Linked DNA regions of Mus musculus: region 1 is linked to region 2. A link is a loop called in an ENCODE intact Hi-C map of the cell type or tissue named here. Cell type or tissue: heart. All regions are shown on one strand. Each heading gives the region's core, and the rest is flanking DNA. Links, peaks and the distances in the headings are about the cores only.

Evidence for each region. A loop is a pair of places that touch in the nucleus more often than their neighbours do. Peaks named below come from ENCODE experiments on the same cell type or tissue, not always from the same donor. Only the 100,000 strongest peaks of a DNase experiment are listed, where the experiment ranks them.
Region 1: a loop joins it to region 2, with 1.9 times the contacts of the local background. A loop is called at or near these places in 6 of 42 quality-filtered maps.

Annotation. Positions count from the first base shown.
Region 1 is chr9:37,049,908-37,058,240 of GRCm38, reverse strand. The region is part of intron 2 of Pknox2 (Pbx/knotted 1 homeobox 2); the gene reads left to right. The region is part of intron 3 of Gm34538 (a long non-coding RNA gene); the gene reads right to left. Among named protein-coding and RNA genes, the nearest start is that of Gm34538, 17 kb to the right of the region's middle. RefSeq lists an enhancer at 2,963-4,902. In heart, for the core only: no CTCF peak of the experiment used is centred there; DNase peaks (open chromatin) are centred at 3,240, 3,930 and 4,970; H3K4me3 peaks cover 1,187 bases; H3K27ac peaks cover 2,628 bases.
Region 2 is chr9:37,097,871-37,106,203 of GRCm38, reverse strand. The region is part of intron 1 of Pknox2 (Pbx/knotted 1 homeobox 2); the gene reads left to right. Among named protein-coding and RNA genes, the nearest start is that of Pknox2, 45 kb to the left of the region's middle. In heart, for the core only: no CTCF peak of the experiment used is centred there; DNase peaks (open chromatin) are centred at 2,203, 4,363 and 4,943; H3K27ac peaks cover 1,227 bases.

The DNA.
Region 1 (8,333 bases), core at 66-8,065, 48 kb after region 2:
TGTTTTTATTACTAGAGGTCTGAAAAACAGGGCCAGTGAGGGAGCTGCAGAGGAAATGGCAGAGGAGAGAAGCACTGTGGCAGGCTTTCCACCCCTCCCTTCTGCCTTTGGCAGCCAGGGATGTGAGCATGGCAGGAGGGGTCATCTAGGTTTTCTTTAACCAAGTCAGGAAGTGCTTGGCTCCCAAGGGAAAAAGAAAGCATATTCCTCACCTGCGGACTGGTTGAGCTCCTGCTGCGGCCTCTGCCTGAGCTGCGGCAACATCACATACTGCAGGCAACAAGCCCCAATTCATCATGGTCTATGATGAAGTCGCTGGTGCATAGTGGGATCTCATAGCAGCTCAATCAAGTGGAAATAAACTCAGTCCTGGTTCACAGGGGACCACCACAGACCCAGAACACCCAATACTGAAAGCAGTTAGCAAGTATGTCTTCTCCTGGTGATCTAGGAGGTTTGCCATTGTCTCAAGGCCTTCGAGCACAACTAAACTGTTCAGTTAAAGGTTTCAGAGTCCTGCCAATCTCTAAGACCATGTTTTCTTCAGTTCACTTACTCATCCAATATCATGTACGTCTGACTACTATGTTGTCGATACTTGGACATAAACAAATAGTCCTGAGGTTTTCTGCCAGCTTGAATAAAAAAAAAATTTTAGAAACGGGGAATCAGTAAAAATAACCTTTCTATCCTGAGGTTCTAGTTCTAGCACCCCATGTGCACCAAGAATTTGGTCTTTTTCCTTGACTATCTTAAGTCCCCAAGCCTTTCTGACCAAGTACTTCAGCACCTCAGAAATTATATCAAGACCTCTTGTCTATGCTCCTGTGCACTAGGTCTAACCTGTGCTTTCGTACACTAGGTCTAACCTGTGCACTTCTGCTTGACCTTTTCTGCCAGCTGAAGGCTATCTTTCACATTGTTTCCTCTCAGAATCTAGAGAATCACCCACCTGTCTTTGCCTAGGAAGCCTGATCAGTGTCCTGCTGTGGGGAGCCTGCCTGGGACCTGCCTGGCCTCGGGTGGCCTCCATGCTATGACCTATTGCTTCTCATCACAGCCTGTTATAAGACTAACCACCCTATTGGCCATCCCAATTCTACTCCCGTTACATCTGTCTCAATCTTTGCTTTTTCTTTTTCATCAGAAAAGTATTTGCTGCTCACTTAGGTTGGCGACTTGGGGAATGTTTCAGATATTCAAAAAAACAAAACAAAACAAAATAAACAATTAAGCAAACAAAAACCAAGTTCAGTTGCCTTTATCATTATTCCTTCAAAACGACCATACAATGACTGGGACGATGTCCCTTGCAACAGGTCATTCATGCATGTCCTTGCTGAAAGATCTCTTTTCCCTTCCCTTTCTTTCCCTTCCCCAGGCCCATTCTTACAGTCAGGGCTGAACACATCTTGCAATGGCCTTCAGGACAAATGATTTTTTTTTCCAGCTCAGCATGTGTTTACTAGACATCTGCCGTGCGCTAGAGTCTGTGAGACTAGGAAACACTAACACAGAGGTCTTATGCTATAGGGATAAGATTTCTGGCCCAAAAGTGAGCCTTGGTTGGTTACGTTTGGGCTTGGCTGATGTCTGCCGCTCTCTGTTCAGTCACCAGTTGGGAACAATAAGCTTTCACTGTGGGACAGGAGGTGATATTTTAAATAAGATGGCAATGGTGGTGATGATTTACAAACTAAATGCTGACTCACTCAAATGGTTTATGACCAACTCACAATGTGATTTAGAATATGAATTCTAGTCCCGGGTTCTGGCTTACCCTCTCATGGTTAAGGGGTACAGAGAGATGCTTGCTGTTAGAAAGGGATGTTGATGCTTTTTAGAGTCTAGATGGATGGGATGGTTTTATAGACCCAGCTTCATTTTAACTCTACACTTAGAGACCCAGCTTCATTTTAACTCTACACCAGTCATTTCTCTGAGAGCATGTCACTTTGCCTTGATAAGTGGTCAGGACATTGCTTCTCTGGGACATGACAGTGCCCTGTGACCATGCAGCCTTCACAATACTCTGCCACCTACCACTCACTCCTCTCATGTGTGTATTAGATCTGTGTTGTGGTTCCTTTATCATTACAGATTTCTGGTCAGGAGTTTGGCATGGCTTTTTCACATGGCCATTCCTGGTTACCACACTCACATCGCCTAGGTTTGGAGTCAGGAGCCATCTGCTCAATAAATGCCTTCAATGATCTCACTGGCCAGATGGGAAGCATCAGCAATATTCTTGACCAGCAAATCTCCTTCCCAAGTAGAAGCTGAGTTCACAATTGATCAGCGAGCATGTCTTGCTCAATGGGAAGAGAGTTGGCCAACCGGAGAAGCAGGGCTTCACCTCTGATGCTGTCCTTGTCAGATCAGTAAAACATAATAGAAATATTTTGAGATAACACATTTTTGTTAAGAAGTTGAATAGGTTGTATGTAGGCAAAAGCAATCTACAGACCCATTGCCAAATCAGACTTCCAGTTCTGGTGTGTCACAGTGACTGTTCATTCCCTCGCTGACCCATGTCTCTGTGCCCATGAGGCCAAGCCATCATAAGAACCATTCCTTGGAGGTTCAGAAGGGCAGGAGAATGGAGACAATCTGCCAGTGCCCTGTGACCAAGCTTAGGCTGGCTGGTGAGGAGGAGTTAAAAGGGAAGTTACTCATTGTGAAGTGAGGAGGAAGGAGTCTTGGCCAGGACTAAGGAGGACTACTGGCTTACAAGGTGCTTTGGTGGCATACCCAGTTCTACATGAAAAAAGAAGGGTAAAGGGCTGGGGTGAGAATGTGGCAGTGGTCCTGGGAGAGAGAGTTCCTTTCCACATCTTTCCTTTCATTAGCAGGAATGATGACACCTGGGAGCCAGGAAAGAAGGCAGTCTAGAGAGAATGTAAAGGCTTATGTTCCGGCCTCCTGACAGAGACAATAGGTTGGGTGACCAGCTTATAGGGCTGCCCAAGGAGGGAAGTAGTCTCACCTCTCTGTCTGAAAAGGTATTTGTTGAGCATCGGGATCGAGTGCAGTTTAGCACAGGGTCATAGGTGTCCAGGTAGTTGGCTGGCATGTTGGCTTTAGGCCACCTGAGGAACTCTAGACATTATAGAATGGCAGGAGCTGCCTCCCCGAAATCTGGAATCCACTTCCATGTCTCCTCTGTTTTTTGCATCTTCCCGTGTTTCTTGTCCTGTCCTGCTTTCTGATGCAATCCTCTGGACCCAAGCCTTCTTGCCAGGGAGGAATGCAGACCACAGCTGGGGAGCCAGCTGCTAGGCTGTCTCATCCATCCCTCCTCCACGCCAGCACCTCCTCACCTCTCTTTTCTCCTCCTCTAACTCCCTGCCTCTCAACTTTGTCTACTTCTCCCACTCGTTCCCATCTGCTCATAAACTCACATGCCTTCTCCTCTTTGTGTGCTCCTTTCTATTCCTGTTATCAGCTTCCCGCCTCCCAATCCCTCCTGCTCTTGTTTCTCATTTTCGGATGCCCCCTCCCTCATGTCCCTTGGTGTCTGGAGTGAAGGAGGCTGAGTTACCATGGAATTACCACAAGCATGGAGGGGCAGAGCCCTGGGCCAGCCCCAACCATGCTCTGGTTGTATAACCAGGAACCAAAACTCCTCTTCCTTGGGCCTCAGTTTCCCCAGGGCACCCTTAGGGATATGCTGTGCTTCATGGAGATCTCCTCTTGAGCTCTGCTCCCATCCCTATCCCCATCGATCCTGGCTGGAACCAGGCTCCTTTCCTGACTGGAGCAAGTGTAATGCTTGGGATGGGGGTGGAGGTGGGGGTCGGAGTCCACGGAGGGGCTCTGCTGCCCAGCCTAGTTTAGGCAAACAGCAGGGACTGCTGGCGGCAGCTCCAGCCCCCACTTATGCTGTAACAGCTGCAGTCCAGCTGCTGGCATCCCTGCTGGGGGAGCGTGCTAAACCTCTCTGGGGTCAACGCTGTGGTATGTCGGTTTCCATAGCAACCAGCCAACGGGCCACTTTCTCAGAACAATTCCCCTACTCAGCCGGGTTCTGGACTTAGCTCAGCCCAAGGGCGTGTGCTGAGAGCCGAGCGGGATGGGGGAGAGGGCGCCTAGGGTCCCACACGGTCCCACAAAAAGTGGTTATCTCAGTCTTGTCTTCACACAACGTCTGGATCAGAGGCTAAGACTGCAGGCAGTCTCCCAGTCTGGCTGGCTCTGATCCCCTCCCATTGCCCATCCCCAGACCCCCAAGCTTGGGCTTGGTTGGAGGATAGCTCAGTCCTTTGTCTGGGTATAGACAACAGCTGCTTGGCTAGGCTTAGAGCTGGAAGAGAAAATCCCGGTTGCTGTACAGTGTAGGTGAATATATGTGGTGTGGGTGGGTGGGGACACTTTTCCTGTTTTTCTGCCTTCTATCTCCGTACCCTTGCAGGAATAAATGAATCCCACTTGCCCCATCCATGTGATGTCAAGGAATAGGAGCCCAAGTAAACTCTCTTCTCCCTCTTTAGAGGTGGAAAATGCTTATAGCACTGGAAACTTCCTGAATTGAAAAGTCCGGTATGGTCGTTGACTCTGTCAGAAAAAGGTACACCCTCAGCGTAGGAATTACAAGGAATCTTGGTCCCTTTTCCGGATAAGGTACTGACGTCCAAGGGGAAAAAGGATTTCTGGGGGCCATGACTAGGCAACAGTGCTGCTGTTTGCTGTGTGCCTTCCTGAACCTGGCCTGTGCCTGATGTCTTTCCCCAGGTCCACAGGAATGCAGCTTGGGCCCCTGTGGACTTGTGCTGTGGACTTTGTTTCTGGGCAGTTCATTTCTCAAAAAGGCCTATTAGGAAATGGGGAAACTGAGGCTAGACATGGAGTTCATAAGTAACCCTAAGAACCCTGGGGCTGGGACTTGGACCAGCTATGTGGGTGGTCCCGGAAAAGATCTGAAAGTCATAGACTGTTATTAGGGTGGCCCGTCCAGCTGTTTTCTTCAGTGGTTTCACTTTCAAGGAGCCCTGCTCTGCCGTCTCCACTCTCTTAAAACGAGGGGACAGATGTCCATGTGCCACAGCTGCACAAGTTAAGCCTTGGAAACAGGTGTGGAATTGCTCCCTCCCCCAAGAGGGGGAATCAGGAAAGTGGCCAACTTTAGACACTGATGGGTTTTTCCCACCTAGGAAATGGGAGCGCTGCTTCTGATTAGCACTTCCCAGCGTGGACTCCATAACAGAAGGCTGTGAGGGGTAAAGAAAGGGCTCCAAAACCAAACAAGGCCCTAAAAATCTCCAGAGCTCCTTATCACTTCAGACCCTTTATGAAATACAACACTAAAAACCTAAAAACTCAATCTTTCCTTGACGCAGGGCACCATTGTACCCTCATTCAAATCTTATGAACAAACCCACTCCGACAAACAGGAGCTTCTATAAGAGGTCCCTAGCCCCTTTGTTGTTGTTCCTCACAGCCCCACCCCCTAGCCTAGCCATGTCTGGAGGCTTAAAGGCCAACTGTGGCCTCTTTGCTTCTCCGGATGGGACAGTGCTCTAGAGCAAATGAGAGCATTCTAGCCAAGCACCTAGTCAGAGGAACTCTAAAGAGGAGACATGCTCTGTAGAGAAGTCCTGATCTCCAGGGGGCAATGGCTGCTACAAGAGGTGCTCATAAGGGTGGGCAGAAGAGAATTAATCCCCTTTCCCAAGGAGGTAAGTTCTTACTTTCAGAAGGGAGAAAACTGAAATACAGACAGAAATAGAGTGCATATCTAAGGCCACATGGTGCTTTCTTAGTTTGCTTTTTTGCATCACTTCCAGAAACACACATATGAGGTAAGAGCTCTACCACTGCAGTACATCCCCGGTCCTGACTTCTTTTACTTGAGAGCCTTTCAAACTTCTTGGGTAAGGAAAATGTAAGAGACAAGTCAGAAAGCAGCACTGTCCCTTTTTTCTGGAAGCTAGATAGATATATAAAGATTCGAGAGGAGCCATCAGTTATCTTAAAACAGATTTTAAAAATAATAGTAGGTTTACAAATTAAATAGATCATATTTCAGTTTTCAGAGAGTTTTTTTTTTCAGAGAGTATTTTCTCCTTGAAGATATTCAAGGTCCTCTAGTAGAAGATGTCTGTGCATGGTACCTATATTTATGATGTTTCATCCTGTATGTATATATTATGACATAGCTTAATTTATAAACCAGGCATAACAAGGCGTTAACAATAACAATAAAATGGGACAATTGTATTGTGATGAAATTGCCAGTTGTCACTATTTTTATACTTTGGGATCTTATTAAGTAAAATAAAGGTTTCTTGAACAGAGGCATTAGGGTAGGGTAAAGTCTCATCTGAAAAGTAAGCCAACGGCTGAGTGAGTAACAGGTGGGTACTGTGTACCGCATGGACACACTAGACAAAGGGATGACTCATGACCCACTCAGGAAAAAGACAGCATAAGACTTCATCCTGCCACTATAGTGGCATGCAGTTCAAAACTTATGATTCAGGCTGGAGAGATGCTCAGTGGTTAAGAGCACTGACTGCTCTTCCAGGGGTCCTGAGTTCGATTCCCAGCATCTACATGGTGGCTCACAACCATCAGTAATGGGATCTGATGCCCTCTTCTTGTGTGTCTGAAGACAGCTACTGTACTCATATACATTAAATAAATAATGTTTTTTTAAACTTATGGATTGTGTATTGCACCATATTTCCTCCTTCCTGGCCTCACATCCTAGGCTCTTCCCTCATGAGTCTCTCCTGCATGTAAACCACAGAATGCCAGGTCACCAGCCAGGAGCCCCTTTCCTGCAGCAGAAATCAATTTATACATAAGAAGATTCATCAGGACAAGACTCACTGCTTAACATTTTATTTAGTAATTTCTATCTTAGTTTGGCTCCTTATTGCTATGATAAAACGCCATGACCAAAAGCAACTTTAGGCAGGAAAGTGTTTTTATCTTATACTACCAGGAAACAGTCTAGCCCTGATGGGAGTCAGGGCAGGAACTCAAACAGAACAGGAACTTAGAGGCAGGAGCTGAAGTAGAAGACATGGAGGGGGGGATGTTGCTTACTGGCTTGCTCTTCACACCATGCTTAGTCTGCTTTCTTATACATCCTGGAACCACCTACTTAGGGACAGGACCACCCGCAGTAGACCAGGACCTTCCACATCCATCATTAATCAAGAAAACGTCCCACAGGCTCGCCAACAGGCCAGTCTTATTGAGGCAATTTCTCAATCGAGGTCCTCTCTTCCTAGATGATTCTAGCTTATATCAAGTTAACAAAAGTGAAGAAATAAAACCAACCAAGAAGTGAAGAACAAATAGGGGAAAATAGACAACTCCAGAAAAGTCTAGGTTGTATCAGGTTCTGCAAAGCTTTTTTTTTTTTTTTTTCGAGACAGGGTTTCTCTTTGTAGCCCTGGCTGTCCTGGAACTCACTCTGTAGACCAGACTGGCCTCAAACTCAGAAATTCGCCTGCCTCTGCCTCCTGAGTGCTGGGATTAAAGGAGTGCGCCACCACACCCGGCTTTTGCCTTTTGGCTTTTCTGTATTTGAGAAAGGAGCTGTTTTGGAGCCCTTGGTGGTAAAACATTTTATCCCCCGCAATGTGTCAGGACTGAAGTTATTCTCCTAGTGTCTGATACAGTCATCAGGCACTTCGCAGACCTGGGCCAAAGTCCTAACTCAACATCTCTCCGGCTATCTCATTTCTTTCTTACTTCATCTAAAACTGTCAAAACACCAGAGGGATGCTTATGTGTTGTGTCTGGAGTACCAAATGTCCCCATGTGCTTGTATGTGTGTTCCTGTGTGATTGTGGATTTCACTCTTGTCCTGGGATGGTACCCTTAGGAATCAAGAGATGGGTTCAGAAGGATACACTGGTCCTGGAGGCATGATGGGAAAGGACTTGTGATGGTAGCTGGTCCTTCTTAGGTACTCATGCCCATTATTTGGTGAGAACTTCTCCTTCCCTTTCAAGATGGGCGGGGCTCTTTCAGTTGTGAGAAAGAAGGGTCTGCGTAGAGGAATCCTCCAGTCTCCAAACAGGGGTGATTACACACTCGGCTCTTTTCACTGAAAGGGACAGCCTAACTTATGCTGGTAACTGGGAGAAGAGATACCAACTCCAAATATCTCTTAGGGCCTGAGCCACAGCTCGGTGTCCACTACAGTGAGATTCCCTACCCAGCTTCTTGAAGAAGGGAGCTTGAGTGTGTGAGCATGTGTGTGTCACCTTCTCTGATTTATAGATACGTGAGTGAATCAGTAGGCACAGGAGGAAGAGTGGGTAGGGGTACGGAATTGCCTGAGATCAGAGGCCTCATTAGGAGAAGGACCTAATCAG
Region 2 (8,333 bases), core at 135-8,134:
CTATACTATACATCTTGGCAGTTTGTCCTTGGCCTTTTCGGGGTGGGGGAGGGAGGGAGCTTCCTTCATTTTCTTGGCCAAAAGTTTAGCATATTCTGCAGTAGCCTCCTCCTTAATTTTCTTGGTGATTGGTTTCTTCAGAGTGATACATCAATGTTTGTGTTGCTGGATGCATGGAGTGACAAGATACTGGCTCTTGGGGTATTTCTGGTCTGTTACCTTTGTTTAGAGATTTTCTGAAAAACAAAACCAAACAAAACAAAACCATGTTTTCTGACATATTGGAAGAAACCATCTTCTTTAAAGAGATTGAAAAGTCTTTGAGTTCTGCATACTTCAGCATAGTAGTATCTGTCAGTCCAGGGATACCCCCTCTCTCCCTCTCTCCAATAACCAAGCTGTGGTTTTGTTTTGTTTTGTTTTTATTTATTTTTTTCTGAGACAGGTTTTCTCTGTGTAGCCCTGGCTGTCCTGGAACTCACTCTGTAGACAAGGCTGGCCTCCAACTCAGAAATTCACCTGCCTCCGCCTCCGCCTCCCAAGTGCTAGGATTAAAGGTGTGCGCCACCACACCCGGCCTTGTTTTGTTTTTAAGATTTCATTTATTTACTTTATGTATATAAGTACACTGTAGCTGTCTTCAGACATACCAGATGAGAGTATCAGATCCCATTACAGATGGTTGTGAGCCATCATGTAGTTGCTGGGAATTGAACTTAGGGTCTCTAGAAAAGCAATCTTAACCACAATAAATTCCTGAACAAAGTGGCACTTTTTCTGTCCGGGTCTTCTTGGTCTATAACAAGGATGCCCCTTACTCAACAGCACCCACACCCTGCTGTAGGCAAAGATACCTTATTTCATGAGAAAACCTTGTTTGCTATTCCCACTACTGATTCAACCACCTCTTCACCCAGAGCATCAGCAAATACATCTATGGCCATGCATTTCTCAGAGAAAGCAGGATACTTCGTTCATTGTCTACTTCTATGAGTTTCTGACATCCAGCAGCTGGGAAGATAGTAGTATAGGATATATTCAGCTTCATCTTGACAAGGCTGATAGCTAGGAAGAAGTACGAGAGACAGAGAGAGAGAGAGAGAGAGAGAGAGAGAGAGAGAGAGAGAGAGAGAGAGAGAGAGAGAGAGAGAGAAAGAGAGATGATTCCCATTCTTTATGGAGAAAGTACAGGAAGAGTTTACTCTGGGTCAAAGTGATAGAATCAGAGGCAAGCAATAGAGTCTTATCTAGATCTTAACTGTATCTCCCTATTTTGAAGTGGCCAGGCTTTTGGCATCTAACATGTTCCCTACTTAACAAAGAAGGAGTCAGTTTTATTTATTTCTTCACTTAATCAGCAAATATCTGATGGATACCTACTATGTCTCAAACATCGTTACAGGTCCTGTGATTATAATGGTCAACAAAAATGCAAGTATTCAGCCCACATGAAACTTATGTCCTGGCAGGAGAGCCATAGTGCACCTATGCCATATAAGGTCAAGCAGAAATCATTGCTTACATGGGTTAAGGCGGCAGAGAGTGGCTAACAAGGCATCATTCTGCAGGAGGTATAGCAAGGCCTGTCTGTAAGGCCAATGTAGAGCTAGACCCAGGAAGAAAATAGCCACAGAACTAGAGTGGTCACTTCCACTATAGTTTAGAAGCTGACTTGTGAAGTAAGCTGCTAAAGAGACAGCCAGTCCCTGACTGGAGCTGAAGGAGTAGATGGGAATGCAGCTGTTTCCATCAGCTGTCCTTCCCCTGTGCCGGCTCCTCTGCTGGTCTGAGCTTTGTGGAAGGGGAAGGGGGAAGTCAAGCTAGAGTCCATTCAGGAGGCCAGATTGCAGGAGAACATGGCATGCATGAGTTGGAGACACTGTCTACCTGTGGGGACAAGTCACAGTGCATTTTGTTTCCTTTATGGCTCGCTTTCGTTGGTATCACCTTTTCCTTTAAGAAAAAAATCCAGGCCTGTTTGGCTTGCATGCTAAATGATTTATGAGCATTATTCTTCTCCATTCGTCCTACCTGTAGGAGCTCTAGCCCTTGCGATCCCATTCATGTTGATTAAGTACATTTGAAAGCAAGAAGAGACTGAAATCACTTCACAATACAGATTCAGCTTCCCCGGGCTCAGGGGAATTCCGTCTCCCCTTTGAAAGAGCTCCTTTGCAGAGACTGAGCAGAAAGCCCGTCAGGACTGGGAAATGGAAGCCCAGGGGTGCATTCTCTCTGGAGCTGGCCACGGATTTGAGATCCTGGAATTTCTTGGCAGGGGTGCCCTTAGGAGTCACCCTATTGGTCTCTCACTTCCTTCTGTACAGCTCCCTTCAGGTAAATCTGGTGGTGATTCTGGAAGGACAACATTGGTCAGAAGCATAGGAGGGTGTTTCTAGAGGAGCTTAACATTTTTAGGTCTCCAATGGAGTGGGAAGATGGAGGGAGAACACCATCTTTGTATATTCCTGGGCTGATGAATTGTGTGTGTGTGCATGTGTGTGCTTGTTTTTGTGTGTAGGAACGATGGTCCAGAGAGCAAGTTCTCAAATTGAAAGTCTTCTTGTTAGGTTCTGTATTTGTGTCAGGCTCTGGGGCCTTCCCAGTGTCTACCCCATCCTTGTCTGTTTCTGTGTGACAGAGAACTTAAGGTAGATGGTTAATTAATGATCTAAACATGAAGAAGTTCAGCATACATTGACACAGGATCTAGACTTCAATGACTTCTTTTGACTTCATGTTAGCTTGGAAATCAGACTTGAGTAGATTCTGTTTCTCCTCCAGCATTGTCTCTTGCTTTCATCAGCCTGGCACAGGGCTCCCTTCCCCAGAACCTCAAGTCAAAAGTGAAACAAAACAGTGATTCCTGAACTCATAGTCTAACTGTGAAGACTTGGGACTTGTCCTGTCCTCTGCGTTTATACCCTTCTGAGCTGCCTTCCTCACCCAATCTTCAAGTCTAGGCTCTAATAGTTTTATTCTTTCCTGTCTTCAAGAAGCCAGCATGCTTTGTGGCCCTGTGTGCTGAGTCCTGACACTCCTCGCTGGCTCTCCTCCTGTCCTTTTCAGGGTATCTTGGGGCTCCCACCTGCAGCAGATGCTAGACGATCTGGCCCTGGTCTTCTCCTCACTCTCATCTGTTCTGCGACTTTGAAAAAGCCATCACATGTCTGTGCTTCTCAGTTTTCTCATCTGCTAACCTAGAGTGAGACCATTTGAAGAACAAACGAGACATTAGCTTTTATAAAATGCTTTGTAAACTGTGAATGGCTGCTGTCTCTTCAGAACAAGTTAAAATAAAATTTTTAGGAGCCAGGCATGGAAGCACGTGCCTTTAATCCCAGCACCTGGGAGGCAAAGGCAGGCAGAAGTCAGCCTTGCTTATAGATCAAGTACCAGGATAGCTAGGTCTACACAGAAAACCCACCACTAAAAATATCACCACCAACAACAATAATACTAATACTAATACCAATACCAATTCCGATACTAATAATAGTAGTAGTAGTAGTAATAGAGAATCCTTAATAGGTAGCCATTTGGGATGGGGAAGAGCTTAGTTGGTAAAATGTTTGCCACATAAGCTGGAGGACCAGAACGCATTAAAAAGTTGAATATCATTATGGGTGCTCCCTGGGACTCACTTTCCAGCTATTCCTCCAACCAGCCTAGTTTACCTGACAAACTGAAGATCAATGAGAGACCCTGTCTCAAAAAATAAGCTAGACTGCTCCTGAAGAATGATACCCAAGGTTGTCCTCTGGCTTCTGCATGCATGAGCACACACAAGTACATGCCCCCTGCCTATACATATGCGTGCACATACACAAACATGTATACAAATACACCAACACCCACGAAATGTGAAAGAATATAAAGTTCTAATGTCTGGCTAAATTCAATGTGAGATAGGGTACACCCCAAGGAAACATCCTGAAACTGCTTTGGGGGAAATAGAGACTAGTACTCTGGTACCAAACAACCTTGCAGGAGTTAGAGGTCTGGGAAGTGACCACCCACCTCGTGCCAGGCCTCTTCCTGGCTCCTTCATGTCTACTGCTGTCTCCTTCACACCAATCTGGAAATAGTAGTACCCTTGTCTGAGCAGATGATGGGATGAGATGCAGAGGGGTTCCATTGCTGCAGAAGACCACCAAGCTAGTGGATTGGAAGGTGGCGAATCTAACCCAGGTCTGCTCAGCCCATGTTGTGCTATCCTGTGAGGACCTTGTGTCCAGGAGTAGCTGTGCTTGATCCCATCAGTAGCCCTGGTACAGAGCCACCCACCTCTTAGACCTGTCATGTGACTGCTCACTGTGTGTTTCTTTGGGAAGTTCCCTTTCCAAGGCTCTTACTTTGGCTCTTCCTCCCTGGCTCTCTCCGTTCAGCACACTTACTAGAGGGCTGCTCTAGAGCCTGAGTTATGTGCTTAGACAAACCAGCCAAAACTCAGCACTGTGGACTACAGCAGTCCTGAAAGGAGCTGTGAGCAAAAGGCACAGGGGTTCGGCCAGGGCTGAACATGCCTCCATGTGTGCTGAGCTGCCCTCTGAGGACAGACTCAGAGATCTTCCTTCTGCCCCTGGGACCGATAGTTAGTGTCCCTACTTTCAGGGAACACAGTCCTGGATGGAGGGGTATAGGATTGTGGTCAGCCTCCCGCTCCATGACTACACTGGTCAGAGTCCTTCCATTCCCACCCCTTCCTCTGGCTATTCCTGGCTTCTCCCAACCCTGGTGTGGAGGGTCTGGTCCCACTCAAGCTTTTGCCTACTCTGGGAGCCCTCTCTCTGCCGAGCAGCTCAAAGGGTCTTTTGAGTGGGGGGAATGAGCAGCCTGTAGGCCTGGGAGGAGAGATAAATGCGAGCGATCCCCAAGGGCCATGGGGTCAGGGGCTGTGTATCTGGTGACTTCTGAATACAAGCGCCAACAAAGAGAAATCTGTGGAGGGAGAGCCTCTGTGAAGGAAATAAAATCTCCATGAAAACAAACTTTTGTTGGAAGCCTTCTCCTCTTGTTTTGGCAGCGTTGCTAGGTCCTGGGAGGGGAAGGTCGAATCTTCCGGAGGAGTCTAGAGGCCCCCAGATTGTCCAAATAATGGCTTGCTCTGAGAGGACTGTTTTCTTCCCTGCAGGAAGAAGGACTTGGGAGTCAGTGCAAGAACTGCTGGTTTTCTAATCAAGGCTAGAATGAACAAGAAAGCTCTGAGGCCACAGAGTAAGCGCTTGGATTGTGAGTTAGGAGGCAGAGCTGATACAGCACAGCATGTCATGCACTAACCCCAGGATCCCTTCCAGCCTTGTTTTTCTCACCTATAAAATGTATATTACTCGCCCAGGTTCATTCAGAAAGAAATGCAGAACAGCTATTTCCCTGTATCCTGTAGACCAGAGCATTGATGTGAAGGGCGTCCATCAGGGGAAGCTTGGATGCTGATTTCTTTTTCTTCTCTCCAGGGCTGGGTGGTCACAGATGACACCCAGCAGTTTAGTTTCTGCATGTTGTTTGTTTATTTGTTTGTTTGTTTGTTTGTTTTCAACTTCAAAGAAGCTGGCGTGGTGAGAGAAAGGCCCTCACTCTGTCTCCGCAGCCAACTTCAGTGGGCCCCTGCATTGTCTCTTTCTAGGGTGATTTGGAGATTGGATGGATGCACTAAAGGAAGTTCTCCCCAGCTTCTGAGATGGTGTTAAATAAAAACCAAGGATGTTTTCCCCCCAGAGTTAGTGAAAGAATCAGAACTAATGTTGGGTCCAGGCCCCCAAAATGTTGCCTCTCTTTCTCTCACTCAGGAGGAAAATCCTCATTGTGGCTGTTGTCTCCAGGGAGTCCTGGGTGACCAGAAGGGATAGAGCTGGGACCAGAAACTGATCTGTGGTTTTGAATCTGTCTGCTTCTATCATACTGTGTCACTGTGGGCAAGAACTATCCTTCTCTGATATCTATTTCTCTTGCCATGAACACTGAAGAATGGGTCTCTCTGTAGAAGAGACAGAAGTAGATATTAACCCGAGGCCAGTTTGCTGGGTGGAAGGGAGGAGCCTGAGCACTTGCCCGGGGACAGCAAGGCTGGGAAACAAGCTTATCCATTCCTCCCTGGTCTCTCCTCCAACTCCTTTTGTTGCTGGCAGCCAGAGATGTTGTTTCTTCTCATCCAGATGAATTCTTAGAGACAGACTTGTGTCCCCACTATTCTTGACATCCTTAAGAACTGAATAGCACATGACTTTCTTTTTGACCCCGGTGGGACCGACTAGGGAAAGCCTGTCTTTGGAAGCTTGATTGTATCAGCGAAGACCCCCTCCCTCTTCCCTCTGCTGTCCCTTCAGAGCTTGATTGGCTGGTCTGAGTTGTGGGCAACAGGGAAGCATTGCTAATAAATGAGGCATCCTCTACTGACCACATGGAGAGATCACATGGGGTATGTTCAGGCCTGGCTGACTGGGATATATGAGAGGGAGGAAGGAATGGACTATGGGAGGTTTTTTTCTCTCCCCTCCAAACACACACACACACACATTCACATACATACATATACATACACCCATTCACACATACACAAGTACACATATACACATACACACATATACAGTACTCAGACTTGCACACATGCAAACAGAGACACATACATACATATGGCTATACATATACACATATATGCATGAGCATGTACAATACACACACCTATATGTGTACACACATATATACATAATACACACATGCATATATATACATATATCTGCCCATATAACACAATACACATATACACATATACATGCATGCACACACACTCATAAATTACACACACTAGTGCCTAGATCCAGAGCAACACAAGCACACATAGCCATGAAATCATACACTCAAAGGCACATATATGCTTGCACACTCAAGCAACAGTGCACTGGCTACTGTTTTTTTGTTATTTTGGTTTTTTACTTGTTTTTTTTTCTCTTCTTTTCTTTTTCAGTGCTGGGTATTAACACACTGATCTCATACATGCAAAACTCAAGCTTCACCAATGAGCCTCATGCTACCAAACCCCATAGAAGCGTTTTCTAGAAACTTCTCAGCTCATTCTCCTATTTGCCTCTTCCTCGGCCTTGGGCTACTTCTTTCCCTCCCTCATCACCCTGGCTCATTTGTCAGCCATGACACAAGTCAGATTTGCAGGACAGTGCTTATTCCATGCAGTTTGGATGGAGCAGGCAACAGAGAGGAACTTGGGAATGAGAGCCTGGGAGAGCTGGATTCGAATCCTGAGTCTTCTACTGATCGAGATAGTGGCAGCTACTGGGCTCCTCTAAAGCCTTACTTAGCTATCAACTCAGACTACAAAGCTCTCCATGCAGGGATGTCACTGTCAGGAGTGTGCATAGTATTAGCTATTCACCACCTAGACCAGGCAAAGTGCCAGCCAGCATTGGCTGTCTCTACATGGTTGCTGCCATGAATGTATTTCTGCTACATGATCCCATGTTGCAGTTTGAGCTAGAAGGAAGGCCCACCCTAGGGAAGAGTGGTCAACTTTGCCTCATTTAATTGTCATTGGTGAAGCTCTGTGTTCTCATCTCTGCAACAGCCTGCCTACCGCTTTTTCACAAATAAGGAAGTAGATGCACAGAGAGGTTCAGTGATTTGTCAGAGTGCACCCAGCTATTAGGTGGCTAGGAACTAAATTCCCAGATCTGATTTTATGCATCAGTTCATGTGCTGGTCAGCTTTCTTCAGTATCAGAGTACCCGAGACAATAAACTTCAAGAATGGCTGTCGTGTTGCTCTTAGGCCTTTGGTGACAGCACATTGCATAGCAGCAAGGGTGTAAGCAAAACCACTCACCTCGTGACTGGGAGATGGATGGCTCCTGAGGGATGACAACTTAGGTTGACAGATGATGCAAGAGTACATATATGAACATACATACCCATAATAGAAAGTGTGTGTGTGGCGGGGGGTAAAGATGAAATTAGTAGCCTAGTGTGTGCAAGGCCCTACATTTGATCCCTCTCATTGAAAAATAAAATATATAAACAAATAAATAAATTTAAAAGATAATATGCCTTTTAAACTACAATTTGACTTGCAGTTTTTATGTCGGGACACTGATGCTTGCATACTTGCATGCATGTGAAATGGCGTCTGTTTAGGTATGTTCTTTGCAGCATTATCTGTGACAGCAAATGCTTGGAAAGAACTCAAGCATCCATTGATTGAGAACCAATTAGATCATGGACTGTCCTGACAAAAGAGTAGTATGTCTTTGAAATGAGGAAGCTCCTTGTATTGATATGGATAGATCTCCAAAATATATTCTGAGCAAACGCAGAGCCCACAAAACA